Regions from separate parts of the Homo sapiens genome. Here region 2 is linked to region 1. Evidence: chromatin loops called from intact Hi-C (ENCODE). Cell type or tissue: stomach. All regions are shown on one strand. Links, peaks and the distances in the headings refer to the core of each region. The heading gives the core; the rest is flanking DNA. Region 1 overlaps NFIB (nuclear factor I B). Region 2 overlaps NFIB (nuclear factor I B).

Region 1 (9,565 bases), core at 690-8,689:
TGTAAGAAACTGAAGTTATACAGACTGAAGTGAGAAAGGGAGATTATTCTCTGATGTAATTTAAAAGTCCAGTTTATCTGCAGGTACAGTTTGATTCAGGTGTTCAAATGATGTAACTGGGAATGTTTCTCTGATTCTCTTCCTATGCCATTCTCTTTGTTCCCTTACTTCTCGGGCAAAGAGGGTCTCTTTCCACAGTGAAGGCTTATATTCTATTAGCCAAGCAAACCCAGTGGGGAGGAAAATGTTCCCTTCCTCACTAGTCCCTGCAGACGTTCCTGGGCTGGATCTCCTTGGACTACCCCTGAACCTGTTGCTGAACTGGTGCTTTCTTCTCTTTGGCTATGCTTAAGTCTCCTGCCTGTTCTTGGAGAGGAGCTAGAGGAGGATCACGAGACACCCAAACTACATGATCTCAGAAAGTGGGGAAGAGTGGCTTCCCAGAGGAAAATTATTGTTATTACTAACAAAAAGTAATAGAGGCCGGGCGTGGTGGCTCATGCCTGTAATCCCAGGATTTGGGGAGGCTAAGGCAGGAGGACTGCTTGAGTTCAAGAGTTTGAGACCAGCCTGGACAACATAGTGAGATCCCATCCCCACAAAAAAATAAAAGATTAGTCCGACATGGTGGTGTATGCCTGTAATCCCAGCTACTCTGGAGGCTGAGGTGGGAGGATCACTTGAGCCTGGGAGACCAAGGCTACAGGAAGGAAGGAAGGAAGAAAGGAAGGAAGGGAGGGGAGGGGAGTGGAGGAGAGGGGAGGGCAGGGCAGTTTAGGTGGGAAGGAAGGAAGGGCAGTTTAGGTGGGAGGATTGCTAGGATGGAAGGAAGGGAGGAAAGAAGGAAAGAAAGAAAGAAGTAGAGCTGAGGTGGGAGGATTGCTGAGGCCAGGAGTTCAAGACCAGCCTGGGCAACATAGGGAGACCCCATCTCTACAAAAAAATTCAAAAGTTAGCTGGGCATGGTGGTGCATGCCTTTAGTCCCAGCTACTCAGGAGACTGAGGCAGGAGGATTGCTTGAGTCCAGGAGTTCAGAGTTACAGTGAGCTTTGATTATGCCGTTGTACTCCAGCCTGGGTGACAGGGAGAGACCCTGTCTCAAAAAAAAAAAAAAAGAAAAAAAGAAAAAATTAGTAGATACTGTGTAGACAACACCTAAACAAACAGGGCAGATATCTACTGTAGATTTTAAAAAATAATAAGAACACCCTGTTCCTGCTTTTAGTTTAGGTAGAAGTGAAACTGTTAATGAGGTGACATCAAAGCATGCAGAGTACCCACTAATTACTGAGTCTTGACTGTATGCCAAGCAGTGGGCCATGTACTTCTGTATTTTATTTCTGATCTTCACAGTGACCCTACAAGGTAAGTATTAAAATCTTGCTTTAATTTTATATCCAGTGAAATTATATAACTTTTTCATGGTTTTTCAGCTAGTCAGTGGTGGCGGTGGCCTTTGGATGCTTGATCATCCTTTTGCCCTGCAGTGGTGCCTGTGCAGTGTCAGATGGCCCTCCTGACCTGGAGCAGTGCAGAGACGTGCCATGTAGGCCTCCATGACTGGCACATTTTCCTGTGAGAAATGGAGTAGTCCTTTTTTCTAGGTCAGGGATTTGAAAGGCAGGACTTTAGAATCCTGTTCTGGGCATGGTCACTGCCTCTCCCTGCATTATTGGATGGCGCATGGAAGGCCTCCAACCATTAGCTGGATCTGTCTGTAAAATGGTGACAGTGTTAAGCTTTTGAGAGATTAATGAGTCTGTTTGTAAAGTTAAATACATTGTGCATCATACCAGAGACAGTCTCACCACTTAATTGTGGACTGTTCAAGTTCTCTTGACTATGGTATAAGTCCTAGTCAGCTTGGGTTGTCATAACAAAATACCATAGACTGGGTGGCTTAAATGGTAGAAATTTCTTTTCTCACAGTCCTGGAGGCTGGGAGTCTGAGATCAGGGAATTAGCATCATTGGATTCTGGTGAGGGCTCTCTTCGTGGTTTGCAGACAGCCACCTGCTTATTGTGTCTCAGAAAGCAGAGAGAGAGAGAGATATAGTGAAAGAAAGCAAGAGAGAGAGAGAGAGATCAGGCACATTGGCATCTCTTCTTTGTAGGGATACTAAACCCGTTTTAACAGGCCTTCAACTTTATGACCTCATTTAACCTTAATTACTTCCATAAAGACCCTGTCTCCAAATGCAGTTACACTGGGGATTGGGTCTTCAGCATATGCATTTTCAGGGACACAGTTCAGTCAATAGCAGGGTGATATTAGTGGTTTTCTGTGAACCACACATATACCTTGATATTTCACTCTAGCCTGTTAGCACTGTCAGTGGCACCAAATAAGAGGGTTTGGCATAGGATGTTTCCTAATATTTGCCTGTTAATTTGGGGGAAAGTAATTGGAAATTACTCACTGAAGTTCTCATTTACAGCAAAAGCTCTTCAAAAATGATATGGCAAACATATGGGCATTCACTCTACAAATCCATGTATGAGATGTGTGGAAATAGAGCTATCAACAAAGGGACTGAAGGCTCAGAGGAGGACACAATGCAGGGTTGATTAGGAAGGACTTCAGCAGAGTGAAATTAAACTTGATATCCCAGGGTAAATGGGATTTTGCAGGGTGAAGGGCAGAGAGGCATTTTGGTGGCTGGCTGGAGCACAGTCCTGTATGAAGGTGTAGTGACTTCCTGTACCTAAGACAAAGGGATGTGGAGAGCAGTGGGAGCTTCCTCCCATCTAATGGGTCGGAGTTTAGAATACCAGTGCCTTGCCAATGCAAGGTATTGGATTTTATCCTAGAGGCAGTGGAAAGCCCTTGAAGGTCTTATGGAAAAGGGAAAGTGTTAAAATTAGGTCTGGGTTTTAGACTGGCGAGTTTTAAGTGTAAACATGTTGATTAGAGAGCTTAGAGTCTAACCCACGCTGTCCCTGATATCTAGAATGCCTTTTCCTCTCTAATTCTCAGGAATTAGAGAGGAAAACCACACATTCCTGTTCATTGCACACATTTGTGCAACCACACATTCCTGTTCATTCTTCAAAACACTCCTCTAGAGTGATGGATATTTACAGTAAACTCATTTCTGACCTGTCTAGATGGAATAATCACTCCCTCCTCTGTCCCACTTTTATAATTTATGTGTACTTATTATTATTATCATTTTTCGAGACAGAGTCTCGCTCTGTCACCCAGGCTGGGGTGCAGTGGTGCGATCTCGGCTCACTGCAATGTCTGCCTCCCGGGTTCAAGCGATTCTCGTGCCTCAGCCTCCCAAGTAGCTGGGATTACAGATGTGCATTACAACGCCCTGCTGATTTTTCTATTTTTGGTAGAAATGGGGTTTTGCCATGTTGGCCAGGTTGGTCTTGAACTCCTGATCTCAAGTAATCCACCTGCCTTTGCCTCCCAAAGTGCTGGGATTACAGTCGTGAGCCACTGAGCCCGGCCATGTGTACTTATTATTGCTTGTATGACATTATAGTATAATCATGTGTTTACGTATCTCTCCCACTACTTGAAGAACCTTGAGAGCAAAAGGGTTGCATTTTTTTTGTTGCCGTTGGTTTTTTTTTTCTGTTTTGTTTTGTTCTGTCCTGGTTTGCATTCAGAGTATATGGTGCTTGGCATATCTTAGGTGTTCTTGTTTGTTGAACATAACCAAGCTAAGACTTCTGTGAAAGTCAGGAGAGCAGCAAGAAGGACATAGGAAAGCTTGTACTGGTAGGAATAGAAAGAAGGAGGCATATTATTATGGATGTAGGGAGAAGGAGTTGGGTGTGACTGTGATGTTTCTAATTTCGTCACCTGGGTAAATGTTAGTTTCCTTAACAGAGGCAGTGGAAGAACCACTGAGTTTGGAGGTGAGTTGTTCAGTTTTTTTCTTCTAGGTTGGGTAGGCATGACCCAAGTGTTGATGTCTGACAGGCAAATGAAAATACAGGTCTGAATTTAGCTGTTGTTATCCCAAACCTTTGAAGCCAAAGTTTGATTGAGGTTGCAGAGGGTGATAAAGAGAACCAGGGGAATGCTGACTTTTAGAAGAATTGGAGTTAATACAGGAGAATGATAGTGAGAAGTCAGATAAGTAGGAGGAGAATCCGGACACCCCAATGTCATGGAATCAGAGATGAGAAATTAGGCACATGCTGCACTAATCTAGGCTGATGTATGGCCAGAGACTTTTATCATGAAAGTACTGTGTAATAATAATAACAGTAGCAAGAACAACAATAATAGTATTTACTATTTTTTTAGTACTTATTGTGTTCCAGGCATTTTGCTCAATGTTTTTTCTACATATCCCATTTGTTTCAAACTTTGAGCCTATTATCTTTGTTTAAATAGATATACAAATTCAAATTCAGAGAGGTCAGTAATTTGTCTAAGGCCAACGGCTAATAAGTATTGGAACTGGGCATGGTTTGTGAACTTTGATATGCTGCAAAGTTACTAAGCAGTTATTTTATTTTTTGGTGGGGATCTGTCTATGGAGATTGTGGAGATTAAAGTTATCGGTAAAGCTTACTATACTCATTCCCATTAGCTCAGAAGAAATGTAATTCTTTCCTGCTTACATGGATGAGAAAGTATGTGGGTAAGTTTCATTCATTTTGAATGTCTCTCATTTAATCAGCAGATTCAGAATGTATTAGTGACTCCAATATATCTGACTGCACTGGTATATGGTATATATTTTAACTTTGTTTTCTACTATAAGGTCATTTAAAAACCATTCTGACCTATCATTTCCTCTACAAATTTCTTATGCTTATGTTGTACAAACTGAATTTTTATATAATAGAGAGGATTATTTAAATAGGAAAGAGAATCCTGAATATCTTTAAGCACTTACTTTGTTTAGTGCTTCTATGTGGAGTTGCATGCTTAAAAGAGACATACACAATAGCCATTCTTGAAAATATTTGCTCATAATTGCTACACCCTTATGGATGTGTTTTCATATATAATTCAGGAAAGAAAAATTATTGCGTATGATAGATTAGTATTACCACATAATAGTACTGATTTGTGTGTCCTATTTTAGTGCATTGCTAATTCTCACGTGATAACTACAGTATACGGTAATTTCCATGAAACCAGACAGTTTAATTCTGCTACCAATGTCATTTTAATGCAGTTGCAGCCATATCTGTGGCTTCAGCTAGCCCTTGTGCAGGAAACCCTCCAGCAGCAAGGATCCTGGCTTGAGCTCACTCAGTCATTTTACTCCCACATGATGTCATGCAGCTTAGGGTTTCCTGGTCTTTGAGTGGATGAACATTTCTGCCTTTTAGGCTATCTGAGACGAGGTTGGGATTTCTTAGGACGAACTTTTACGAAGAAAAATGCTGAGAAAAAAATGAAATACAATAAGATACCATAAAAAAATGGATGAGCACAGGTTTTTGTTTTTGTACTTTTTTTTTAAAAAATACCCAATTAGGTAAATCTAACCATAGGTTGACTTTCTGGCTGGACTTGAAAACTCATTTATTTCCAGTTTGTCTTCCCTCATGAAACACAATAAAACAAAACAATTCCACCCCCAAACCTGCTCCTCTTCTAGATTCTCAAGGGACTTAGGAATCGGGGTAGAAGAAAATGGTCAAGACAGCCCACCTGATTTATTTCTCTTACTTATCCAGATTTGTTTTGGAATCACATGCCAGCTTCTCCACCTTCAAATGCCTTATGATGCAGAATATTATATATTTTTTGAGAAGGTAATATAAGTTGCTTTTTCTTCTCTTTCAAATAATTAGTTATCTTTTTTCCACTTCATATGCTAGAAGTAAAACAATAAAGAAACCTCTGGGAATTTTCATTAAGTGATTGGTTTTCATATATTCTGTCTTTCTAAGGAGGGAGGGAAGGAATGTCATTTAAATTTTTAAACTCTAGTCTTGATGACTAAAATGTTCTCAAACTTGGTTAAATCAGCTATCTCTTTACATAACTATTGGATTTCTTTCAGGGGGCTGTTTCCTTACCGACATACTGTACAAATAAATGCAGTTTAATATAGATATATCTTGATGTGTTTAGATTTGGTAAACCCTCTTATCTTTCAAACATGCATCATTTATTTAAAATGCATAGGCATATGTTCAGAACAAAGTTATTTTCAGTACATATATATTCATTAGCCTGTGTGTGAAAGTACATTTCAAATCACAACCATTTCAATATTTGTTTTTCTTTCCAAACTTTCTTTTCTCTCCATCTTGGTTTAATTGAACCCTAGACCTGAACTCTTTAAAGCATTCCTATGGAGCCAGGGTACATTTGAATGTCTTTGACTGATATAAAATAATTGCTTTGTTGATCATATACCCATGCATGATAAGATATGCATAAGAAGAAATCTGGTACAGAAGTATAAATAATACTTATCTTTAAGCCAGCATCTGTCATCTGCTTCAGCAGACAGTGCTTGCTTTCTTCCTAGCACAAAAAGGCCTGAAAGATTTATGGAGCAGCTTTGTTTGTGCTCTGTGATGCTTAATCAATTTTTATTAAATTCTAAAGTAAAACTTGGCTTTCACTTCAGTGACATCTCTGATGTATAGAACAAGGGGAGAGATCATGATGCCCTGAAAAAGTTAGGCATGGGTGATCTAAATCCCCAATCTGTTTCTTCCTGCAGGACTTCTTGCAATAACTTTTGTAAGTCTGAAGGAATCCTTGTAGGTTTGCAATGGAAAAAGCAAATACAGCCCAAACTTTAGACTTTTCAAACTTCTAGAGAGTGGATATTTGTAATTTGTTTTTTAATACTCATGCATATTTCCATATGTGGGAAAAAACACATAAATTCTTTCAATGTGCAGATAATGTGCTCATTTTGCATTCAGAATCATCTGAAAAATAAAGACTCACTAGTTATGTTTACAGAGAATCTTAAAACTTTTGGTAATTGAGGTTTAACATATTAAATATCTGATAGACATGTGGACTCTGTCGCCTTTTGCTGGCTGGTTTGCCTTATAGGCTTAACTTCTGGAATTTTTTTTGCCTTTTCAAACAAATTCTTCTGGTTGAATATCAGCATATGGTAGGAGGCTCACTCTGAGACAGGATAATTTATAAATGACCATTTCTTGTCTTGTGATCTTATGTATATAAAGAATCTAGAGTCATGAGTCAAATTGGGATTTTTGTTCAGGAAAAAGGTTAAAAAATTAGACATACAATTGGCTTTCTTTGATTCTGTGTCTATAAGGAGAGGAAGAATGGGATTTAATTTAAAATATATTTCTGCATTGAATACTGATATTTCTGTTTTTGAATTTGCTTTTTTTTAACATCTGGTACACACCAGACTAACCTGTACATATTATTCCTTTGGAAGCATATGGTTGTGGGCCCTGATCCAAAAGTAGCTTATGTATCTACATTTCAGAGTGTAAAGTTTCTTGAAGAAAGGTGGGGAGGGAACAACTATGAGATATGTTGTTAATTATTGTTTATTTTCTAGGAAATATGGCAAGCTGTAAACTTAAGATGACAATATCTGTTTTTTTTTGAATTATGTAATATGCTACTTTGGAGAAAGTCGATTAAAGAAAAATTTGGAAGCCAATTCTTACGTGCCCTAGGAAAATTAATAATTCATGCAGCTACTTCTGTCCTATCAGTCATCTTTTCACTGCCACATTTATACTTATGTATTATGAACTGCTGTTTTTTTAGTTATAAATGCCACAGGTAGATATGGATGTTGATACTGATATAGTCTATTTATCTACTTATTACCTAAACCTTGATGCATATTCTTGTATTTACTTAGCCTTGGTAATGGCCTGGTCCGTTATGCATACATAACTATTGAGGCAGTTTTTGAGGTTCTGGAATTATTCAAAAGACCTGGCCAGAAATGGTTAAATGGCAGGTAATTGCCGAATACATTTGCCCCTCATTTGCCTAAAAGGTATTCGGTGCCTGAGTGTATTCTTGCCATGTGCTTTCTTTCTCAGCTGCGGCTGATTCAGAAAGACCCATTGGAATTACTGTGAGAGTAGAGAAGAAACCCTGAATTACCAAAATGAAGACAGCCCTGCTCAACTTGATATGCAAATAAGCTTTGAGGATACAGTTTAGTTGGTCCTGGCTTTCTAACCTCAGAGCTCCATCTTACGCTGTCACTTGCCAATGCTACTTCATTGTGATACTTGCAGCCTACAAAGCTAGAGAGTTTGTCTGCTTTCTGTGGAGTAATTTTGAGTAGATGAACTGAGGCTTGGGAGAGTTTGCCAAATGAGGTGGTGATGATGGCTAAAGAGACTTGGACTTAGGGAGTGCTTTCTGGCAGAAGTACAACGCAGACGGTATCATGTTTTTGACCATGGTACTTTAGACATGCTGCCAAGTGTTTGTAACGAGATAGGGCTGTTACTATACTTTGCTTTTAACTTTACTTTTGCATACAGTACATCGTTCTTGTTTTATAAACTGTGTCGCATACTTTTTGTACCTCTATAAACAAGTGAAGCTGTTGAGTTTTTGGATAAAGTTTGAAGCAGTCTTGTGTTGCTTCTTCTTTGCTTTATGCTCCAAGTTGAGAGCTGAATAGTAAGATCTTTTTTCACACCATTTATAATGCGATGCACATTTTGAAGGCAATTTAAATTCTTTTGGCTCCCCAGCCATATGCTTCAAAATGGAAGCATTATGCATGTCTGAATAGGGGACTAGGTAGGAAATTGGAGTATAAAGATATATGGCAGGATATATAGTAGGGTAATATTATCTATTGAGAGAGAGGGAGAGAAAGAGAGAGGGAGAGAGGGAGAGATGGGGACAGAGAGATTAATTTCACTCTCTAGGAATTTTTCCAAACTTTAGGCCCAATTTTGCTGAAGAAAATTTAAAATGTTTCCATAGGCTACACAGGAACTTTTATGTATGCAATTTATATATTTAATGAAATTTTGGAACTTGACCAGTGTATTATTTGAGAAATTGGCAATATAGTCAAGAGTAATGGACTTTAAGGTATAATTTTTAATGGAAGGACAAAACTAATATAAGTGGAAACCATATTCCTCTTCTTTTATTACATTTTTTACTCATTCCTTTTTATGATTTTATTTCTCTTCATCCTCACCATCCCCTCTAAATTTTCTTCAGTTTGTTTCTACATTGGAAAAGTGAAATGTAATGTTCTCTTTAACATATAAACTCTTGCACTCTCTCCCTCTGGAGGGTATCTTTCACTGTTTTCATAATTTATTCTGCTGGGTAGAAAACCCCAGATTCCTCCAATATTCTGAAAATAATTTGTACTTTTTGTAGATAGAAATTTCCTGTTTCGAAGCTTCTCTCATTATAATCGTGTAAGGTTCTTGTGGTTATGCCTCATTGATCACATGGATATCATTATAAAATAATTTGGCTCATATTTGGATTTATATGTTTATGTATCTTTAAGTTAGAACAGAGATTCCTTTCTCATTCTTATTTAAATGTTGTTTTCTTATCTTTTCTCTTTCTGTTTTCCTTCATAGATAATAAGTGACTTGTAGTATTAGATCATACACAACTGGTAGTTT
Region 2 (9,565 bases), core at 1,192-9,191, 51 kb after region 1:
GTGCCTAAACCTGAGCCACCTACTAATTCTTATGGCTGTTGGTAATGAATATAGGGGGCAACGTGTATTCTGTCTGTAGACTCCAGGAAAGTTCAACGTAGCCCCAACATTCCCTTTTGGCTTTTCATGTAAAATTGTCCATAGCACTTTCTTCCTAAGCTCAGTTTAATTTTCTTTTGTGCCTTTTGTACCTCGAGATATGCTGTCTTTCTTGGTGAGAATGGTCTAGCCGTGAACCTTTTCGTCATTGTTTTGTAGCATTCGTAGAGTGAGGACCAGATTAACTGTGTAATTTACCTTTTTTTTCCCCAAGTTATTTCCAAAATTTGCTAAAGCGCTGCAGCCTCAGGGACACCTCTGACTTTCTGACACAGCTAAGAAACACCACACTAATTTGGAACACATGTTCTGTCAAAGTTTACCTATAGCCTTGAGTTCCAAATTTGCAACTTCAGCATCTTCTGTTGAAAATAAACAGCATATTTTTTCTTAAGCTCCCTTTTTGCCTCCCCTTGAACTCCACAGTCTTTTATAAATAGTAATAAGGAAATGTGGTTATGGGTATAATTGCCACAAGGCAATTGTACCCTAGAGGACTGATAGAATTTTCTTTTCTATATCGGAGGGCTGGGCTCCATCAAGAAGATCCATTTGCAAATAACTCAATTGGAAGAATAACAACAGTGTCTTTATTTTTATAGCAACTTTCCCTATAGAGATCACAGTACAGTGTGTTAGGGACATCCTATCAGATTCATTGTTCTAATACCCCAGTGGACTGGAATAAAGTTTTATTATAGCTTGTTTGAGACAGGAGAGTGAGACTGAGAAAGGTTAAGGGTCGTCCCTCAGATCCTAAGAAAGTCAGAAGGGGAAATGCAATGAAAAATCAAGGTTTTTCTATTACTCTGCAAGTTGTCAAGCTCTGCATTCCTTTCTGGTAATTGTAAAGGGTCAGAATAAAGCACAACCTATTTCGGGATTGCAAAGTAATGTAGATGAAAATGCCTCGAAAATAGCTAAGGTATTCTTGCTATCTTTATCATATTTAGTACAAATGGAAGGTAAGAAAGAGCCTTATTGTCAGTATCTAATTGTACCAATGTATATGAAATGGATTTTGCACATTCTTGATTGATTGGATTCAAACTGCCAAGTTGTCTTAATCATTAATAAAAGACAAATGGAAAATAACATTTATAATTCTGGATTTAAAGGAATTCCATACGATTTGACAACAAATTTTGAACAGATTAAGAAGCCAAAGATCAAAGTTACTCTGATTACATAAACGGCCTAAGAAAACACTTAATTAAGTAGTCTGATTTTTCTTTTTAAGGTTTTACTTGTAGACTCCATAGTTCTGAGGGTAGGAGTGATGAACTTAGGCTCTGTTTTTTTTTTTTTTTTTAAGTTAGAATAAGAGAATTGGGAGTAAAATTACTACTAATCTTTCAACCTGATTTCAAGGAGCCTTGGAGGACACATTCTGTGGGGAGTAGACACAATTAACTTGATGCTCCTAATTACTGTTGTTTGATTTGTGATTAAAGGTGGTATATTTTGGTGTAGCGCTTTTGGCTTCTCAGGTGTCCAGTGTGCTGCTGCTGGGGAGAGTAGGGGGTGGCAGCATTCCCTCCCTTAAACAGGAACCCCCTTCCGCAAACTAGAAGCTGAGATATCAGAAATAACCCACATTTAGTCAGACCTTGCCTTCTAATGAGAAAAAGTGAAAAATTAGGCAAAACATAAACACACGGCTTTTTAAAGCTCTCTTTGATTTTCAAAGTTCTAGAGTGGGTTCATATTTTTTCACTTTAACCCAAGCGAGTGAAGCTATCTTTCACTTATAGATCCTCCCTGAGTGCCTCATGGGAGGAGTAATGGCCTTGAGACTTTTATCTCATCATCACTGCACCTCTTGTTATGTCTTGATGCTTAATGAATGTTAAGCTGAAAACTAATCCAGGTAAACAGGTGAACGGAAAATTAAGTTCAACCAGCGTGAACATAGAAAAAAAAAATCCTTCATTTAGGAGCACCATTAGCACTGCCAATGGACTAAGGAGACACATGCTGTTCCCTACCAGGTGATTGGATCATATCAGCTAATTTATTCTATTTTTAATAATTGCTGGATGATATTAATAGGGAACTTTCAGTTATTATTTTATTATTATGCATTTTCTTTTGCAAAAAAAAAAGTTTAAAAAACATTTTCTTAAATACCCCACCCCCTTTTTCCTCCCAATGCCCTTACTAGATTCCTTTGTCTATGTTTGCAATGTCATTGTGTTTTTCATGGTGTGACATACATACCCTTAATGCCATAAAAGATTCCTGCTCTGTGAAAAGAAAGTTGAACAGTGTTGTCACTTTGAAAACACAGTGATAGCTTTGAATGGGAGTCTAATGTGAGGAGGAAGCTTTGGCTTTGGGATCCAGATTGCTGTAGCCAAACTTCCAAATTCAGATTTGGTCTGCAATCCTGGCTTCACTGCAGTCATTTATATCGACAGTGAATAAAGAAACCTAAATAAACAAGAATGAAGTGGCAACACAATAAAAGTCGTCTCATATGTGCTTTATACTTTCAAATAAAAATTAGAATTTATCATTTTCTTTGAGATTATTTCTCTGTTTCGTGTGCTCACAAAATTAGCTTGATGTTTTAACCCATCTTTATTTCATTAAAGTATTCCTTAGATATGGAGTTTTCTAAAAAATACAATATTTTGTCAATAAGATGGAAAATGACAAGCATTATTTCCTAAAAGCACCACAGGAGAGAGAAGCATTGTGCATTTATTAGGTAGTGACAGAGCTTTGCAGATGGATGAAGGAAGCTGTAACATCAAACCTTGCCATCTCTGGCGGTTTAAATTCTCTGTAGGTCAGTTCTACCAAAAGTTTTTTGTTTTTTGTTTTTTTTTAACTTCTTTTGCCAGTTGATTGGTCCTATGAAGTAAATTAATGGTTTCAGTTCAATTCTTGGGCACATAACCACCCCAGTTAGCATTCTCTGGGGACCTTATTGGCTTAAGCAAGCCTAGAAGAATAGGATTTCCTTCCAGGGTCAGGTATAGAACATTGTGGAGAAGCTTACGGGATCTCTTTCTCTTTTGTGAAAGAGAGAGAGAGAGAGAATGTGTGCTGGATTGAGGTGGTAGAGTGCACCTCCAATATTAAAAAATAATTTCCTAATACGTTATCTCAGTGTTATTTTGTTCTATCTTCTGTGAAATTGGTAAGTGGATATTTTGTGTAAATTGGCTCCAAACAGACCTTCAAATACATTGAAGGTGGAGCTTAGTTCTTTGCTGTCATCCCATTTCTAAGATAGTGCCTGTTTCAACCTATTTCTCAGCCAAATTATATCATAATTTGCTATCTGCTTAGTATAATGTATCTCATTTGTTTTATCTTGGCTTTAATTGAATTATCTATTCCTATGGCATAATTCTTAAATCATAGCATATACATATACAGTACATTGGAAGAACTGGGATAATTTTTATTTCTTCTTATTGTCTTTTTTCTTTTTTGACTGTAACTTAGAATGAAAGTTTAAGTTTCAAATAGTATGTGTGTAATAAAAAATTTGGTTAAAAGTTGGATTCGTTTTCCTATCTGGCTTTAGGCTCCCTGTCCCACCCATTCTACCTGCCATTACGAGAAAAAGTCAAGGGCTATTTCTGTCTTGTGGTCTCAGCATTATTCCTATGGTTTTTAGTGTCTGTGCAATATGTCTGCTGTCATATTTATGGAGATTGTCTCTTAGCTTACCTGTCACACTATAAGTTTCTCATTGGGGAAAGTAAAGGGTGGTGGGAAAACATAAAAAGTGAAAGTTATTGCTAGACTTACTTCATGGCCACTTTATGTCTATTTAGACTCCAACCCATTTTCTTTTTTCAGTAAATATTTATTGAATTAAATTCATAAATGTGCATTAGAAGTTTGCCTTATGTGGCATAGATTGACTAAAATACATTTCAGGCACAGGCTTAAAAAATAATAAACATGTATTTTCAGTTGAAATGATCTCTGTATGATGTTTGGTGGTGACTGTCACCAACTAGGAAAATAATGTTTTAAAAAGAGACATAAAATAAATCTTGGGGGTGGGGGTTCAAAATGATTGAGAGAGAGGATGTAGAGGGACATTGCATAGGGTGCAATGCTGGCAGCTAAGTGTGCACATCCATCACCAGTGTCATCCTGTTAGTTCTATCCAAAAAAAGTTGGCAACATGTGAATTGATGCTGTATGTTTTTCCGTTATGTCACTTGCCTCTAGCCGGGCTGTTATCTAGCACAGTTTAAAACATTAAGTATATTGGTACTGTTTGCATATGTGATTCTAAAGTTTTGGTACTGTGAGTTCATATATATCCCTGTGCGTATGAACATAAATATTTTTGTTTTCTCCTGTTCGTAGAGTGTTTTAGCAAAACACTATAGAGTGTTACTATTCTGATGGGAAAAATACTTTTGTCTTATTTTGTAATTTTTCTTATGTAAAATGCCTCATGTCCAGTGGGGACTTATGAACCATTTCCTAAAGGAAACAGAGTAATGTTGAAGTCATTTCTCTTTCCTGTTAGGGATTATTCTTACGTTGATGTATAGTGGTGCATATTTAAGAAAACCTTTTGATTATCCCCATGAGACTGTTAGTTATTCCGACAATTGATAAGCATTTCGAAGTTGTTTGTGGCATGAAATATAAGTAAATGTATCATATTTTACAAAAATAATCAAACTTATAATTGTTCCAGTCAAGGAGCATACAGTCATGTGTGAAGGAAAAACACATGCACAAGAAAAAACTTGTTAAAAATTGGTTAGAGAGACTAGGAGATGATAAAAAGAAGAAGTAAACTTGGATGGATGGGTAGGATTATCAGAAGACCTCCTGGAAGAGATATATTTAGAACATGGCATTGAGCATCTAGTTGCCTTTTTTAAAAACTTGATTATTTTTATGTATCAGTATGCATTACAAAAAACTTTGGGATACAGAATTTTGTACTTAGTACTGAATGGTGGCAGTGCTTTCTCATCTTTTTTTTAAAAGATGAGAATCATAACAAACACGTGAAATCTATTGGTTTTTAAAAAAGTTATTATATTTGTCTAATACTGCTTAATTCTATTACCTGACACGTATTTTAGAGTGACAGATATGCCAAATTCAAAAAAACAAATGTATCTGTCAGATTTGAGTAAAATAAACTACCAGATAGTCCAATAGGAGGAATTTCATGGGCAAGGCCAGTTACAGTAATGTTAGAATAGATGAAAAGCTGAATGGGCAGTGAGGTCACCCAGTCATTAGCATCAGTAGGAATCTACTACACAAATTGAGCTGGAGCTGCCTGAAGGGAGGGCATCACAGAGGGAGGAACTTGTTCAGTGGAAGCAAGAATCACAAGAGGAAAACTCACCACTGTTTGGAGACAAATGTCAAAGCAGAGGAGGGAAGGAATACCTCTCCTTCTCCTTTCTTCCCACCCTCCAAATTCCCAAACTCCTACCATTGCCTCCTGTTGGTTGGACCTAGCCTGAAGTCAATAGTTAATGGAGCTGGGAAAGGTGGTTTGCAGAAACAGAGTTCAGGATGGATCTGAGGACAAGTTACCGTTACAGGGCAATTCTAATTTTGGGGGTGGGTGGAGGGATGAGATTTAGGTAAGATTCAAAGCAATTGTTTGGGGCAGGGGAATTAAGTTTGCATAATATCATCCAAAGCTTTATCACACCAGTTTTTCTTACTGGTGTTGAGTTACTAATTTTTTAAATCCTATCTGAAAATTTAGTTTATACATTTCTGTCATGGCCTTGCTGTTAGATGGTTTTGCAAAATATCCATGAACAATCTTGTTAGTTAATTTTAGAATTTTAACATGCTTTAAATGTCAAGAAGAATTTGATCTTGTCTGATTAGAAGCAATCTTTAAGACCAAAAACAACAGGTGACAGGCTCAAATTATTCCTATGGCAATTAACTCTGACAAAGAATTGGATGATCCCTCCTTCCCCTTTTCCATCTTTTGGAGGTACCAAGAGTGGACAAGGAAAAGTTCAACTGGTCTTGTAACCAAGCACTATCTAGAACTTGGAAATAATGATGTGATTTCTTGTTTTTGTGTATGTGTTTGTTGGAGGTTGAGTATGCAGCATAGTTTGTTTTTTGATTGGATTGGAAGGCAATGTCAGTTTTGAAATGGCAGCATAATAATCAATTTGGAAAATTAAACATTAGCCATATGTAATGGTACGTGCAATGAAAATAATCTTTATGAGCATGGGAGATGAGTCTGCAGTAAAAAGCTTGAAGTTGGTCTGTGTTAAAATTTTGTCACATCTGGAAGGCATTGATGTCTAAGATTACATAGGTTTGATATCATTCAGGGTTAAGGCATATGGATGGGACATTATGCAGAACCTTGATTTTTTCATACTCTTTGGATTTGGCTTAGGCATTTTTGAATCATAAGGAATTGATTTGAATCTCTATTAAAGATAAAATGAGTAACAAGACAAAATGGGAGGAATTTTGAGCACCTGGTACATAGCTCTGCACCAGTATACTCTCAGTTCCCTTTTTTAAAATGGATATAGCAAGTGAACATGCCCGTCATCATTTATTTTCCCATTTCCCAAATAACCATAGTGATGAGTAGTAGATTTCATGGTGGGCTTCTGTTATTCTTTATTATTCTTGGTTAGAATTATCTGTATTTTTTTTATTTTTGTTTATTTTTTTCAAGATAGGGGCTCACTCTGTCACCGAGGCTGGAGTGCAGTGATGTAATCTCAGCTCACTGCAGCCTCAACCTCCAGGGCTCAGATGATCCTCCCACCTTAGCCTCTCGAGTAGTTGGGACTATAGGCACCCACCGCTATGCCCAGCTAATTATTGTATTTTTAGTAGAGGTGGAGTTTCACCATGTTGGCCAGGCTGGTCTCGAACTCCTGACCTCAGGTGATCCTCCCACTTCAGCCTCCCAAGTAGCTGGGACTACAGGCACCCACCACTACGCCCAGCTAATTATTGTATTTTTAGTAGAGATGGAATTTCATTATGTTGGCCAGGCTGGTCTTGAACTCCTGACCTCAGGTTATCCACCCACCTCAGCCTCCCATAGTGTTGGGATTAAAGGCATATGCCACCGTGCCTGGCCAGGATTATCTGTATTTTAAACTGTTCTCTTTAAGTGACTGTTTGAAAGAATATTGCCCCATAAAATGCCCCATCTTCATGTCTCTGTGAGCTTGTAAACTTTTCAAAGTTCTTTCAAACCCATTATTTCACTTATTAGAATATTCTTGACCTTCTCTTTTTACAAAAAGGAAAATCATGTCAGCTATTTTTTTGTTTTTATTTTATCAGTATAATTGAGTTCCTTTCTTTGCCTGCACAGTTTTAATTTGCAAGAGGAAATTACTGTCTCCTCATTTGTTTCCTCATTTTATCCCTTTTCAAAAATGTTGGTTCAATGATGCATTATTCAAGTAGTTTTATTCCTGGTATATTAACTTTTGCCTTGAAAACATGGGGACAGAAGTTCTTTGAACCACTTATCAAGGAACTGTTAGGACATTTAATACTATTATCTGCCACATCAGCAAGCTTCCTGTTCATCAGATGACTTATCTGATTTTTTTCCTCTAATATTTTGATAAAGTTATTTTATGAACAGAAGCAGTAATGAATACCCCACGTACAAATCTACTTTACCTTTGTAGAAAGTAGGCTATGCATCATCTTACTCTGTTATCCAGTTAATTGCTATGCATCTTGAGTTTAAATGTATACATTTATTTTTATATGAATATAGTATCACAGACTTAAGAGCCATAATTTAATAATAAAACAAGGACTGGTTATTAATCACATGTAAGTAACATAAGATATAAAAAACCCATCCAGTTTCTTCTCTCTAAGCTCACATAAGGATATAAACATAAACATTTTAATGATTTGGCAAAGTATCTTTTTAGCTAACATGATAGAGAAATCTGTATCCAATTTAAAAAATTTTTTAGGAACATATGCCTATGAAAAAATGAGCAATGAAAAAATAAGAATATGACTTTTTGGTCATTGAGTCAATCACTACATTTGTATTTGTAGAGAGGTTGTAGAAACTTAAAAATTAGAATATGTGTAGATAATAATCAAAAACTGAAAGTTATGATTGGTATTACTGGCAGTTTGTTTGTAATTTAAGGAAGATGAACTGTTTTAACTGCTACCAGTCATCATCTTGTTCTCTGTAAAACAGTGGTTAGTCATTCAACACATACTGATTGAGCATCTAGTATGTGCCAGGAATATGCTAGGGCAGTGAATAAGACTAACATGTTTCTTGACCCCATGGGTTTTAAAATGTAGCAGAAGAGTTGCACTCTAACCCAGCCCTTCAATTACCTGTGTTGTCAGCGTTTGCAAGGGGCAGTGCAACCAAGTAGGTGGGGATTTTTTTTTTTTTAGGAGGGGGAGGAGGAGTACTAATTAAACCTTAAAGAACATTAAATATATATATCTCATAGCCTTTTTCCACAAAAATACTTGTGCATATTTCACTGTTGTGTGAAATTATTTTTTTCCTAGTATTTCTAATTCCTTTGAAAACAACTAAGACTAAACTCTTACCTTTCATTAACTAGTTGCCACTGGGCAAGATGAAAACTGATTCGTGCGTGAAATGGTTTGCTTAGAGTCAGCGTGCTAGTGCTTGGCAGTTGCCGGATAGAGCCCAGAGTCCTGACTCTCCAGGCAGTTTGGAGAGAACATGTCCTGCTCCCTGAGAAGAAAGATTGCCAATGAAATATTAGAAAGTCTTATGTCTGATTTTAACCTAGATATATTAAGTGTTGGGAAAATACATGAAGTGACATAGCACAGAGGGGCCATGTGTACACAGGAGTGTTGTATGTGTGGGATTTAGAATAATGCGTGAAGACTCCAGGATAAACCAGATATGTAAGTCATGGTGCTAGGTAGTAACATAAATGCTGTTCAGGACTTTGGAGGTAAAACAGCACTTATTTTTCTATGCTTTCCTTTTAAGAGAAAAATTTAAGACTAATAGGATCATAAACATTGCATTTGTTTTATGTTGAAATTCTGCATTGATTTTTCGATTTGCCTTCATGATTATGTTCTTGAGTCTGATGACATTCTGGTTTTCATTTTCAGATTCTTATTTCACCAGCATTTTCTTTGCACTACATACCTTGTTGTAAAATGCAGGTTTCTTGGTTTCCAAGGGGAAAAAATGTATATTACATAGTATAGCTGAAATCCAAAATGTCTCCCAGATGGAAAAGAAAGAACATTCATCTCATCTTTTCCTACTGGATCTGGCTGGGTTTTGGAAAGGACTTTATTATTTTCATGTGGCAAACTGCGTTGGCAAATTGTTCCTCAAAGTACGCAGTGGCGTGTTCATCTAATATTATAAGATATGGGCAGCATTTATGAAAGATTATAAATCTTACAACCCTCTTCAGAAACTTAAAATACAGCTGGAAATGTTTTGCTTCCAACAAAT

Evidence for each region. Peaks named below come from ENCODE experiments on the same cell type or tissue, not always from the same donor. Only the 100,000 strongest peaks of a DNase experiment are listed, where the experiment ranks them.
Region 2: a loop joins it to region 1, with 2.8 times the contacts of the local background. A loop is called at or near these places in 5 of 110 quality-filtered maps.

The regions. Positions count from the first base shown.
Region 1 is chr9:14,239,487-14,249,051 of GRCh38, reverse strand. The region is part of intron 2 of NFIB (nuclear factor I B); the gene reads left to right. Among named protein-coding and RNA genes, the nearest start is that of NFIB, 70 kb to the left of the region's middle. In stomach, for the core only: no CTCF peak of the experiment used is centred there; no DNase peak of the experiment used is centred there; H3K27ac peaks cover 246 bases.
Region 2 is chr9:14,188,535-14,198,099 of GRCh38, reverse strand. The region is part of intron 2 of NFIB (nuclear factor I B); the gene reads left to right. Among named protein-coding and RNA genes, the nearest start is that of NFIB, 120 kb to the left of the region's middle. In stomach, for the core only: no CTCF peak of the experiment used is centred there; a DNase peak (open chromatin) is centred at 4,249.